2 separate regions of the Homo sapiens genome follow, and region 2 is linked to region 1. A link is a contact called in ENCODE Hi-C or POLR2A ChIA-PET data. All regions are on one chromosome and are shown on one strand. The core of a region is the stretch at or near the end of the contact, and the rest is flanking DNA. Distances in the headings are between cores, read along the strand shown. Region 1 holds the start of NXPE1 (neurexophilin and PC-esterase domain family member 1). Region 2 holds the start of NXPE4 (neurexophilin and PC-esterase domain family member 4).

Region 1 (6,821 bases), core at 1,822-4,321:
TTGATATATCTATGTAATTTTATCTTACTATTTGGTTTTTATTTGTCCCACCTTCTCTATTTCTATTCCATTTTCTCCCTTTTTGACTTTTTTTTTTTTTTGAGACAGAGTCTCACTCTGTTGCCCAAGTTGGAGTGCAGTGGCACTATCTTGGCTCACTGCAACCTCTGTCTCCTGGGTTCAAGCAATTATAGTGCCTCAGCCTCCTGAGTAGCTGGGATTACAGGCGTGAGCCACCACACCTGGCCAATTTTTTGTAGTTTTAGTAGAGACGGGGTTTCACCATGTTGGCCAGGCTGGTCTCGAATTCCTGACCTCAAGTAATCTGCGTGCCTCAGCCTCCCAAAGTTCTGGGATTACAGGCATGAGCTACCGTGCCCGGCCCCCTTTTTGACCTCTTGTGTATTAGTCAAAAACTCTAAAATTATTCTATTTCCATTCTCATTTAGCTTGTTATAAAAACTACTTTAATAATTTCTACTCTATTTTGGAAATTTCAATATGCATCTTTGACTTAATGAAGTCTAATATAAATTGGTACTTTTACTAATTATTAGGAAATGAGGGACCTTAGAAAACTGTACTCCATTTACATTTAACTCTTTCACATTTTCTTGCTATAGTCAGGCATTTCAGTTCTAGAAATATTTATTTTATTTCTTTTAGAGATGGAAAAGAAATATGCTGCCTAGGTTGGACTGGAACTACTGGGCTCAAGTGATCCTTCTACCTTAGCCTCCCATGTAGCTGGGACTATAGGCACTCACCACTGACTGGTTTAATTCTAGGAATATTTAAAACACCACAATATATTATATATAATACATATATATATATATATATATATATATATATATATATATAAAATCCTTGTTCATTTATATTTGTACATTTAGTTTCCTTCTTTTTCATTCTTCTTTGCCGTTCTCTACTGTCATTTGGGAGAATTTATCTTCTGCTTCAAGAACTATCTTTAATATTCTGTAAGACATCTTCTAGTGACAAATTCTCAAGGTTACATTTTAAAAAATCTTATTTTGCTTTCATTTTGAGGGTTTCTTTTGCGGGCTATACAATTCTAGATTGACAAGTGTTATTTATTTATTTTTGTTTTTGGTGGTTAAAAGCATCAGCACTTTGAATATGTTACCTCATTTTCCTTCTATTTCCCTAACTGCCCTTTGTTCCTCTCTTGCTTTCTCTCTAGAATCTAGATCTCTCAACCCCTCACTGCCCCAGTTGCTCTCTGACGCTTAACAGATCAAATATAACATCCTCTAGCTTTTCTAGTTGCTCTCAAAAGGAGACTATAAGCAAGTCTACTATTTTGGGAAACATAAATTTTATTTATAATTATAAATATAAACTATACACACATCTATGTATATGTGTTTATGTGTGTGTGTATATATATATCCATATATATGCACATTCTATATGTTTTTCTTTTTATTTCATTTTCCAAACAAATATCTGTGGCTGATGTGTAGAAATGCAAGTGCTTTATTTTAATAGTGCTTTTATATAGGCACACATAGAGAACAAAGATGATTAGAAGTGGCCATATTGGGTACGTTTGCCTTGTTTTCATAGTTAGTTTCAACATTTTACTATGTGTAATTAAATATATGATGTTGGATTTGTGATATTTGCTTTTCTTAATGCCTTCTATTAGATTGAGGAAGTTCTCTTTTAAGAAAGTTTGTGAAGTGTTTCTATTACTAATGGAAGTTGAGTTATTGACAAAGGCCTTTTCTGATTCATTGAGGTAATTATATGAATTTTTAAACTTTTATGTTTAAATGTGATGTATTACATTCGTATATTTTCTAAAGCTAAACAATCCTCCTGTTATGGACTTAAGCTGAACTAGGTCACAATATAGATTGGATCTTTATACATAACTCTGCTGTGCTATGTAAGAGTACAAATTAACATGATCGTTTTGAAAGCAGAATGGCAATATTTCTGTTAGTTTGTGTTTATCTATGCCCTATGTCCAAGCAATTCATTCTGGATACATCACAGAGGACTTCTCAGTCAGGTCCATAAAGAATCACATACAAAGTTTGTTTTCAGTTGATTATATGTATAGCTGTAATTGTAGGGAATTAAATAGACTTTAATATGTATTACTATGAAATGGTTAAGAAACATGTAGTGGATGTGTATTGTGGGATACTATCCAACAGTTAGATACAACTCACTAGATTTACCTGTAATATGAAGAGCTCTTAAAAACAGCTCTAAGTGAAGAAAGAAATAAACATAAATCTTTATCACATTTTTATGTAAATTAAAAATATACATACAAAGCACAATACATGGATACACACATACTCAAAGACAAAAATTAAAAAAGAATCCTTCCTGCTTTTCTGGCTTTGTTTATGACTCATCCTACTGCCCACCTGGGGTGGCCTGCCCCTGCACCAATCTAGACTCTATAGTCAGTGAATCCCCAGCTCAGGGGCAATCTCTACAGGAAACTTTCCAGCATAACTCTAGACCACAACGATCTCTCCCGTATTTTGAATTCCTGTGACATATTCATACATTTTCCACCCAAACAATGTCATACATAAAACAAGGCAAAGAAATATCAGTTGTAAACAGGTATTTTTGATGTCCTTCTTCCTCTCTCCAACTAGATGTTAGGTTGAGTGACTGTATCCATGCTTGCTTCCCACAAAGCACTGGGGACTTTTGCTGGTTGGTTATTAGAGAAATATTTTATCTTGATGCTGTCTCACCGTCAAAACCAGCCTATCCTTGTCAGTAAGAGAGGCTCTCACTATCAGTTTTTTTTTTTGTTTCCCACACTTTCTTCTGAGCTTTCTCCCTTTTCTTATCTTTCTCTGACTTGAGAGAACCCCTCAGCAGACACAGTCTTTCTAATTTCTTTTGCTTTGTTCTTCCCTGCCCTCCACTGACCACTGGCAAGATTAGAAATAGAGAAAGGCAGTCTCCATAGTTTTGCTTACTCACCTGTTTTAATGATCTCTCCTATCTGGGTGGCTGGAAAAGTACCTGTGAGTTCTTAACTGGCTCTTGTGGCTGTGTAAAATGTTTTTGTTCCTTGTCTGTGAACACATTTATTTTCATCAGTCTGTTTTCCTCGTAAATTGGCTTATCTTGGGGTGGAGATTTGAAGAGGCAATAAACAGTAGTACAATTAACTGACAATTAGATAATTCCACAGCCTCTGTTAACTGGGTGTTACTCGGGTATTCTTTGAGATTCCTTCTCTCTCCATGTTACTGGTGACCCTTGGGAATGGAAAACCTCTTAGTTCTGAAACAGCTGTGGTCCTTGAAGTCATAGTGTAAAAATACCCCAAGTGACTCTATGGATAGGCTTTCCTCAGAAAATCTGAAGTCTCACGACAACTCCAAACAAGAGAACAAATTGTCAGTGGACACCATGCAGAGAACTGGTGGGTGATTGAGAATTCTTTTTTTTTCTTTTTTTTTTTTTTTTGGACAAGGTTTTGCTCTGTTGCCCAGGCTGGAGTGCAGTGGCGTGATCATAGCTCACTGCAACCTCGAACTCCTGGGCCCAAGCCATCCTTCTGCCTTGGGCCTAGGGGCTACAGGTGCATGCTGCCACACCTGGCTAATATTTTTAATTTGTATTTTGTAGAGATGGGGTCTTACCATGTTGCCCAGGCTGGTCTTGAACTCCTGGGCTCAAGTGGTCTGTCTTCCTCGGCCACCCAAAGTGCTGGGATTACAGGCATGAGCCACTTTTCCCAGCTGGATCTTTTATCGGTTTGAAAAGGATATCTAATAAATGGGGAAGGACTATTTGCTCTGAGTTAGGGAAAGGGGATATGGTTCATTAACTCGTCATTATCATAAACATTATTTAATTCACCAATACAGTAAATGTTGCTGTAACTTCTGCTATGCCAAATGCCTGTAACATGAAAGGGAATATATGGGTGTATATGAATAATTAGGCCTATTAATCCTTCTTTCCCCTCTAACCCCTGGTCACCACTGGTTTTCTTACTGTCTCCATGGTTTTGACTTTTACAGAATGTCACATAGCTGCAATCATACAGTGTGTAGCTGTCCCAGATTGGCTTTTCTCTTAGCGATACGGATTTCAGTTTCTCTGTCTTTTTGTGGCTTGATAGCTTATTTCTTTAGTGCTGAATAATATTTTACTGACTACATATTGGAGACCTTTCTCTCATGCCTCATGCCCTTCCCTCTGGAACCTTCATATTTGTCATGTGACTGTTACTTCAGCTCTGTAACATAAATCTAACTTCATCTCTCTTTCTAAGCCTGGATGCCCAGACCCTGTGCCAATTTGTAAGATTTAGTTTTGAAGATCACAAGTATTATTAGTACTGTGCTAAGTACTCATAGGATTAAATGAATTAATACATGTACAACATTTAAAAACAGTTTCTGACACTTAGTTTAAGCACTAAATAATTAGCAACTACTACTATCACCACCCCAACTACTACTATTTATGCATGGGAGTAAATTTTGAGATTGGCTTTTTTCTCCCACTCAGCGTAACGTCCACGATGTCCATCCAAGTTATTGCATGTGTCAACAGTTCATATGAACATATTGCCTCACTCACAATTAGGCAATATTGTTTGTTACCTTGGTTTCTTTAACCAATATTGTTTCTAAAACCTACTCCTCACTACTCAATTTGTTTCTTATCTTGTAAAGTCTTTGGTAGCTCTTTCAGAGGGGACCAGTATTAGACTGAGTACATATTTTTTCTTCCTAAATAGATGATAAATTTACTTGCTATAGAATTAGGTGAAAAATATTTTTCTTCTTAGCCTTGAGGATACTGTTTCATTCTCTTCATGCATCCAATGTCATTTATGAAATGTCTGATGTCAAAGTTAGTATAATTGTGAATCTTTGTAGCATTTTTCTCTTCATCCTTGGTATTATGAAATTTTATGCAGATCTTTTTATCTTCATCATGTTTGGCGCTTTTAATGGCCCATTAGACCTGAGATCTAATATCTGTTAACTTTTCTTTCATAATTTTGATCACACTTTCCTTTTATTCTGTATTCTGCAAGAATTCTTGAGTTAACATTTTATTTCTCCAGTTTATTGTTTTCATTTTGAACTTTAGTGTGTCCCTCAAGTTTTTCTTTATTTCACGTATCATATTTTAAATTTAACAAATATCTAGTTAACTCTAAGTATGGCTGCAATATCCTCTCACATCAGTCTGGTAATTAAACACACTTATTCTAAATTCTTGTATCAACTGTCCTTTTAACTTTGTTTTCTTGGCATGTCAATTTCTTCTGATTATTGTGCTTTATGCCTCTCTTTCAAGTGTTAGTCTCTTTCAAATGATTGGTAATTTTTGGTTATGTGTTCATCTTTGCATTTGAAATTTTCTGCTAGCCTCCCTGTAAATGTTGGGTTTATTTATTGCATTTTCTTCTGGGAGAGTGGTTAGAAATATTTCCTGGTGCTGAGTGCCAATATCCAGTCTTCTGAGAGTCCATGCTCTCTTCTTCCCTCTTGGGGATTATGCACAGCACTGCTCTGTCTTCCCAGCCCTTGCACACATTCTCAGTGCTTCCATATGATATGTGGAGAGGTCATACCTCATGGCTGTCTCTGTTAAACTCTGTGTCCACCTTTACTGATTTCAGTAGGAATCATAGGAAAAGACAGAAATACTATTATTTTACATATTTCTCATCAGGATATCCAACAAGTTCTGTTTGATATCAAACATAAATCCTGGGACTATTTAATTATGCCATTTTCCTAGACTCTGTAACAACTTTCACAACTGCATCTGTAATCTCTCTTATTTATTACTATCCAGAGTCAAGTTGACTTTACAGAAGTAAATTATCTCTTTCAGTCGTTGTATCCAATCACACAAGCTAAAGGAAAAAGTATACTTAATGACTCATATGAGTGGGAAGTCTTAGGAATTAATCTAGCTTCAGATAAGGCTCGATCTGTGGTTCAAACAATGTAATCAAGCTTCTCTCTAAGCCTGTAGGCTCTCCTGTCCTATTTTCTTAGAGATGCTTGCTCTCAAGATAATGCAGCAAGATAGTCCTAACATGCTTAAGCCATACATGGTCGTTGGTGTTCAAGATCTCAGAATGAGAGAGACCCATTTCTTTTCAGAATTTATATTAAGTCACAGAAAAAAACCAACAACTCTAATCAACTGTGCTAGTACCAATCACTTATGAAGGGTTTGGGGGAAGAGTGTTTTGATGAACCAGTAGGCACCAAAAATAGGCAAAAATCACATGATTGAGAGTCTCAGAGTCTCAGTAGCATGCTATAAAGTGGGGAAGGTACAGTTCTCCAGGAAAAGAGGGGCCCTCTTTCTGGAAGTAGGAATATTAGTCACAATTCAGCAAGAGATGTTCAGTACAAGAGGCAATAAAGATGAGGGCAAATAAGAGGGTGAGTCATATTTTCTGTCACTAATCCCTCATCTCTCTTTTTATCTCTCAGGAAGCTTTTCTGAAATTTTACTTTCTCCTCATATGAGTCATATAGGGAATTTACTTATTGATTCATTCATTTTCTTATTTACTTCCAGTCATTTATTACATGCCTGCAGTTGCAAACTTGAAAATAACTGGGATGCCACGTGTGGACGCTTATCTCTAAAGTTTGGGATTATTTTAATTAACTCCTAAAAAGCTTCTGCACAGCAAAGGAAATAATCAGCAGAGTTAACAGACAACCCACAGAGTGGGAGAAAATTTTCACTAACTATGCATCTGACAAAGGACTAATATCCAGAATCTACAAGGAACTCAAACGAATCAGCAAGAAAAA
Region 2 (6,821 bases), core at 2,216-4,715, 36 kb after region 1:
TAAAGTTGCAGGATACAAAATCAACATAAAAACATCAGTAACATTTCTATACACCAATACCAAACAACCTGAAAAAATATCAAAAAAGCAATTTCATTTACAGTAGCTACAAAAACCCTAGGAATAAATTGATCTAAAGAGGTGAAAGATCTCTACAATGAAAACTACAAAACATTGATGCAAGAAATTGGAGAACACACACACACACACTCACACACACACACACAAAATAGATATTCCATGTTAATGGGTTAGAAGAATAAATGTTAAAATGTTCAGACTACTAAAAGCAATCTACAGATTCAAGGCAAACCCTATCAAAATACCAATAATATTCTTCATCGAAATAGAAAAACAATTCTAAAATCTGTAAGGAAACAAAGAAGATCCAGAATAGCCAAAGCAATTCTGAGCAAAAAGAACAAAGCTGAAGGCAGTATATTACCTGACTTCAAAATATACTACAAAGTTATAGTAAACAGTGTTATACTGGCATAAATATAGTCACATACACCAATGGAACAGAATAGAGAACACAGAAATGAATCCACATATTTACAGCCATCTGGATTTTTGACAAAGTCATCAAAAACATACAATGGGGGAACAAAAGTATTTAAAATAGATGGTGCTGGAGAAACTGAATATCCATATGCAAAAGAATGAAATTAGACCATTTTCTCTCACCATATACAAAACTCAGTTACAAAATGAATTAAAGACTGATATGCATGACCCAAAGTATGAAAATACTAGAAGAAAACCTAGGGAATACTGTTCAGGACACTGATGTAGCCAGAGGATTTTTGGATAAGACCTCAAATGCACAGAGAAGAAAAGCAAAGATAGACAAATGGGATTATATAAAACTAAAAACTTCTTCACAGCAAAGGAAGCAATCAAGTGAGTGAAGAGTTAACCTACAGAATGGGAGAAAATGTTTGCAAACTATCCATCTGACAGGGGATTACTATCCAGAGTATTCAAGGAACTCAACCAACTCTATAGCAAAAATATTTAACAATCCAATTAAAAATTGGGCAAAAGATCTGAATAGACACTTACTAGAAGATATGCAAATGGCAAACAAGTATATGAAAAGGTGCTCAACATCATTGATCATCAGAGAAACACAAATCAAAACTACAGTGTAATATAATCTCACTCCTGTTAAAATGGCTTTTATCCAAAAGACAGATAGTAACATATGCTAGTGAGGATGTGGAGAAAAGGGAACACTTGTACACTGTTGGTGGGAATGTAATTAGTACAACCACTATAGAGAACAGTTTGGAGGTTTCTCAAAAAACTAAAAATAGGCTACCATATGATCCAGCAATCCCACTGCTAGGTATATACCCAAAATAAAGGAAATCAGTATATCCAAGAGCTATCTGAACTCCCATGTTTATTGCAGCACTGATAACAATAGCCAAGATTTGTAAGCAACCTAAGTGTCCATCAACAGACAAATACATAAAGAAAATATGGTATATATACACAACGGAGTAGTATTCAGTTATAAAAAGAACAAGATTCTGTCATTTGCAACAACATGGATGGAACTGAAGGTCATTATGTTAAGTGAAATAAGCTAGGCACAGAAGACAAACTTTGCATGTTCGTTTTTATTTGTGGAAGTTAATACTTAAAATAATTGAAGTCATGGAGTTAGAGAGTAGAATGATGGCTACCAGAGGCTGGGAAGGGTGGTGGGGGCATGGAGGAGAAGTGGGGTTAGTTAATGAGTACAAAAATATGATTAGACAGAATGAATAAGATCTAGCATTTGATAGTATAACAGGGTAACTACAATCACCAATAATTTATTTTACATTTAAAAATAGCTAAAAGAGTATAATTGTCTTGTTTGTAGCACAAGAAAGGATAAATTCTTGAGGCAATGAATACCCCATTTACCCTGATATGATTACTATGTATTATATGCTTGTATCAAAATATCTCATCTACCCCATAAATACATACACCTACTTTGTACCCACAAAAATTAAAAATTAAAAACAAACAAATGAAAACCAAAAATATAGATATTCTGTTCTTCAGATGTTCCCTTAAAGAAAGTAAAAAGATGAGCTAAGCATTGAAGAAGATAGGTGCAATGCATTTATTTGTGACAAAGAAAGAATGTGTATGTGTGAACACACACACAGTATTTATCCTCTCACATATTGCTTAATGATTATCAGGTATGTTGTTTGGTATCTAGCTATTCAAACTCCCCTCCTATAATCTACAAGTCTTGTAGTTTAGCCTTTCCTAGAACAGATGAGGTAATAAGCAAAAATAAGCTTCTGTAAACCACATAAATAAAGCATTTCCTACCTTTGTGGAGTTCTGGAAAACTGTAAAAATGATCCAGGAGGCTAATATAAACAACAGTGCCAATAGTGACTTATAATTTATCATACTTATTTTCATGATTAGGATCCTACAAGAGACAATACAAAAACAAGCACAAAAACATACAACAAAACAGAAAAGCAAACAAACATGGGAAACATTTGAAATTTTTTTGGCTCATGATTACTTTTTAGCCTCAGATAAATAACTCCCAGAAATAAACCTTCACCCCCGCAAGCTGTACTTGGTATCTCCCAGGTGCTCTCTTTTAGCTATCTGCTTGTACATTCTACAGAACAGATAATTCATGGAGCCCACTGTGATCTTTAAGAAATCGAGCAGCTTAAGGGCCTGAAGGATGCAAGCTTGCTCGTGTCTAGATGAAGTCTCCAGACTATTTGTCACCTATCAGGTTCCCTGTTCTATTCCCTTAAACTCAAGGGCAGACACAAAATACTCCAGCAAATATTAACACTGAGAACCACATCATTACAGTGCCTGTTGAATGCAAATTAGTTTTTCTGTTTCATTAATGCCAATCTATTAATATGTCCTCCTTTTCTGTTTTAGCAGGCTTTCTAGCACCCCCTCAAGCTTGAAAAGAATTATTTTAAAACATTTCTTACTTAAAAAAATTTCAGGCTTTATCAGTATTTTTCCATGATTCATCTTAACATTTCTCTTTGCACCGGAATTCCAAGTTCTCTTTTAACTTGGAACTTTAAACTTTAACATCAGATTGCTTGAATGCTGCCTTTCTAAAACTTTCCATCCCTCAAAATTTACCCTCCCCTAGAAGCACCTTTCACCCCAGATCCCTAGTTTATACATGGGCATTAGATGTTTCTGCACCCAAAAATAAATGTCACACCTTTCCCTCACCTTCCCAATTTTACAAATTTTTTCATACCTTTAGTTTACAGATTGTTCAATCCCATACATAGACTCTCTGGCGAGCTAGGTGTTGAGAATTTCTTCTGAAGCCACCAGTGTGCTACTGGCATACCTCTTGTCTATACCAAAATAAATTGCAGATATAAGTTGCAGTTTGTTTACCTTTAGCATGGATTCACAACCTTCTGCTTGTTTCAGCTAAGACAGAAGTGTCAGCCACGTCAGCTCCACCTTAAGGAGGGGCCTGGATCACAAACTGTAGTTATTAGCTCAAGCAGAGGTAGGAAGGAGAAATGAAGTGCTCTGCATAGTAGGTTATATGATTTCAAATTCCTGAAGTTTTATAAGTCTAATTCTAGTTACAATAAATAACTGATGAGAAAAAGAGTGTTTGATAAATAATTGTATTTAGTTAATACAATTTGATAAATATTATAGTTACAATAAATAACTGATGAGAAAAAGAGCCACAAGTTTGAATGATTGAGAGTAATCATCAACAGAAAGTCAAACTTTCTAGTTTCCATCTAGCGTTATCATCAAGACCCAGTTGGCAGGATTCAAGTGCGTATTATCTCATACATAGTAGGTTTCAATACAATTTGCTGAATTGAACTAAAAGAACTTCAAATATAACATAGGGAAGACAATAATATTAATTGCATCTGAGACTAACAGAGTGACAGCTTGTAGTCATGGGTTTGAATCCATCTGGGATTTGTATTCTTGATCTGATGAAAACAGTGCTGGAAAGAGCAGGCACCCAGACAGCTGCACCAGTGCCCACAGGAAGCAGTAGCTGCTGGCCCTGTGGCTCCGTCCATGGGTTGATTACTGCTGCCCTACACAGGAGGGCATGCCCATCATCTTTCCATCTTATTTAAGCATGCCCATCAATCTTTCCAGTCTTATGTTTTTAAAAAGATGGAATCAAGACCAGTTTCACAACTGGTCTACTTGTTTCAGATCTTGAAATTCTTCCAACATCTTTGATCCTGTTCTACCAAATTCACCTTAACAATACTTCTTTATGTCTTTACTTGATGACCTTTGGAAAAGCTGTTTTAACATTATAAAACTGGGTGTAGGATTGTTAAATTTTTCACTGAGGAGCCTATAATAAGAAAAAAGTATTTGCAGTGGGTTTGGTTTGGCTGTTCCTTAGAGGACTGATGCCAGCAACCACCCAAGTTCACAGTCTACTCTGAGACATATAGATTTATAGATTTTAATTTGGTTTGGTCACATAGATTTTGAAATCTAATGTTAACCTGGAGTCTGTTTATGAGGTAGGCACAATAGATATGCTTGACTTAAAGAACCAAGAGTACAAAAGAAAGTTTGAATGATTTGTGCAGGTCATCTGATGAGCTTTGAAACAGGGCTGAATCCAAGATTCCTTTCATTTTGATCTCTAACACTGTGTGTTTATAGTGTATATGTATAACAACATAAGCACAAAGAATGAAAACTAGGAAGTTGGAAAAACTATCTTGAAGTCTTTATACCATGTGTGAATTGGGATAATATTACTTGAAGGATAGACTCTGATTAATTAAGAAAAATATTGTAACCCTGGTATAACCACTAAATATTTCTTTTAAAAAGTGGTATACATAATAAATCAACAATGAAGATTAAATGAAATAATAAAAAATGTTTGATTAGCCCAATAGAAGGAAAAGGAGGAAAAAAAGAAGTGGAACATAGCAAACTGTCAATATATTCTTAAATTCAAATATATGAACAGTGATCTGAAATCTGAATGATATTAACCAGGGGTGGACAAACTTTTTCTGTAAAGAATCAGATAGAAAATATTTTCGGAGAAAGAAACTATAAACAAGAAAATGTAATGGGTATATTAAAATTAACCTTGTGATATTCAGTTGGAATTAGAATAATCAGTATGCACTCAGTTTTTTGATGGATAAATATGCATTTTTATGCATACATGGGTTCATGCACACAGATGTATATTTTCAAGCTCTGTCCATAGAGAAGCCCTAGAAGCAATGACACCTAGTGCCTAGACCTTGGTTTCTTAATTCTCCAGTAAAGGGAGCCAGAATTTCTTGGAGAAGTGGCTGGTTGATTCCATCACTTTGTCAGGGGATATGAAATGAGCCTGGAGCATCTCGGGGTGCTAGGAAATGCCTTTTAAAAAATGGAGGTACATGTCAAAATGGCCCAGAAGCTAACCTGAAAGAGCTCCTGATGACCAAAGTTGCAACAATTTGAGCCACAAAATAAATAACAATTGTTTTGGAATATATATTAATCTACACTCACATTTCAAAATACAATCATTGTTCTCACATTTCAAAATACAATCATGCCTTCCCAACAGTCCCTCAAAGTCTTAGTGAATTTCAGCATTAACTCAAAAGTCTGAAGTCCAAAGTCTCATTTGAGACAAGGTAAGTCCCTTCCACCTATGAGCCTGTAAAATCAAAATCAAGTTAGTTACTTCCAAGATACAATGGGACTATAGGCATTGGGTAAATGTAAAAAAATTCCCTTTTACATTCTAAAAGGGAAAAATTGGCAGAAAGAAAGCAGCTACAGGCTTCATGCAAGTTCAAAACTCAGAAGAGCAGTCACTAAACTTCAGAGCTCCAAAATAATCTCCTTTGACCCCATGTCTCACATCCAGGGCACACTAACGCAAGGGGTGGGCTCCCAAGGACCTGGGCAGCTCTGCCCCTGTGGCTTTGTGTTGAGTGCCTTTGGTTTTTCCAGGTGCAGAGTGCAAGCTGCCAGTGTATCTACCATTCTGGGGTCTGGAGGATGGTGGCCCTTTTCTCACAGCTCCACTAGGCAGTGCCCCAGTGGGGACTCTGTGTGGGGGCTCCAGCCCCACATTGTCCCTCCACACTGCCCTAGTAGAGGTTATCTAGAGGGTTCCACTCCTGCAGCAGACTTCTGCCTGGACATATAGGCTTTTCCATACATCCTCTGAAATCTAAGTAGAGTCTCTCAAGCCTCAACTCTTGCACTCTGTGCACCTGCAGGCTTAATAGCCTGTGGAAGCCACCAAGGCTTATGGCTTGCACTCTCTAAAGCAATGGCTTGAGCTGTACCTGGGCCTCTTTGAGCCATGGCTGGAGCTGGAGCAGCTGGGATGCAGGGACCAGTGTTTTGAGGCTGTGCAGGGTGACAGGGCCCCGGGCCTGGCTCACAAAACCATTCTTCCCTTCTAGGCCTGCAGGTCTGTGATGGGAGAGGCTTCCACAAAGTTCTCTGAAATGCCTTTGAGGCCTTCTCCCCATTGTCTCCACCTGCAGGCTTAACACCCTGTGGAAGCTACCAAGGCTTATGGCTTGCACTCTTTTTGCATTTGGCTCCTTTTTACTTATGCAAATTTCTGCAGCCTTCCTGAATTCCTCCACTGAAAATGACCATTTCTTTTTACCATATGGCCAGGCTGCAAATTTTCCAAACTTTTATACTTTGCTTCCTTTTTAGTATAATTTCCAGTTTTACATCTTTTTTTTGCACATGCATACGAGCATAGGTTGTTAAAGTAGCCAGGCTGCTTCTTGAACACTTTGCTGCTTAGAAAT

What was found. A loop is a pair of places that touch in the nucleus more often than their neighbours do. ChIA-PET counts read pairs that join two places held with the same protein, here RNA polymerase II (POLR2A). Pooled maps may share reads with other maps.
Region 2: a loop to region 1 is called in a map of colonic mucosa, with 2.4 times the contacts of the local background. The contact joins the promoter of NXPE4 here to the promoter of NXPE1 in region 1. A Hi-C loop is called at or near these places in 1 of 168 maps with a recorded cell type or tissue (colonic mucosa) and 1 of 50 pooled maps. POLR2A ChIA-PET finds 5 or more read pairs at or near these places in 1 of 52 experiments (AG04449).

Annotation. Positions count from the first base shown.
Region 1 is chr11:114,556,810-114,563,630 of GRCh38, forward strand. It overlaps NXPE1 (neurexophilin and PC-esterase domain family member 1), which reads right to left and starts at 3,072. Exons shown (of 9, transcript NM_001395504.1): 1 at 2,989-3,072. It also overlaps a transcript of NXPE2 not described here.
Region 2 is chr11:114,592,321-114,599,141 of GRCh38, forward strand. NXPE4 (neurexophilin and PC-esterase domain family member 4) reads right to left here and starts at 3,466. Exons shown (of 6, transcript NM_001077639.2): 1 at 3,272-3,466; 2 at 2,344-2,449. The coding sequence starts at 2,439. It also overlaps a transcript of NXPE2 not described here.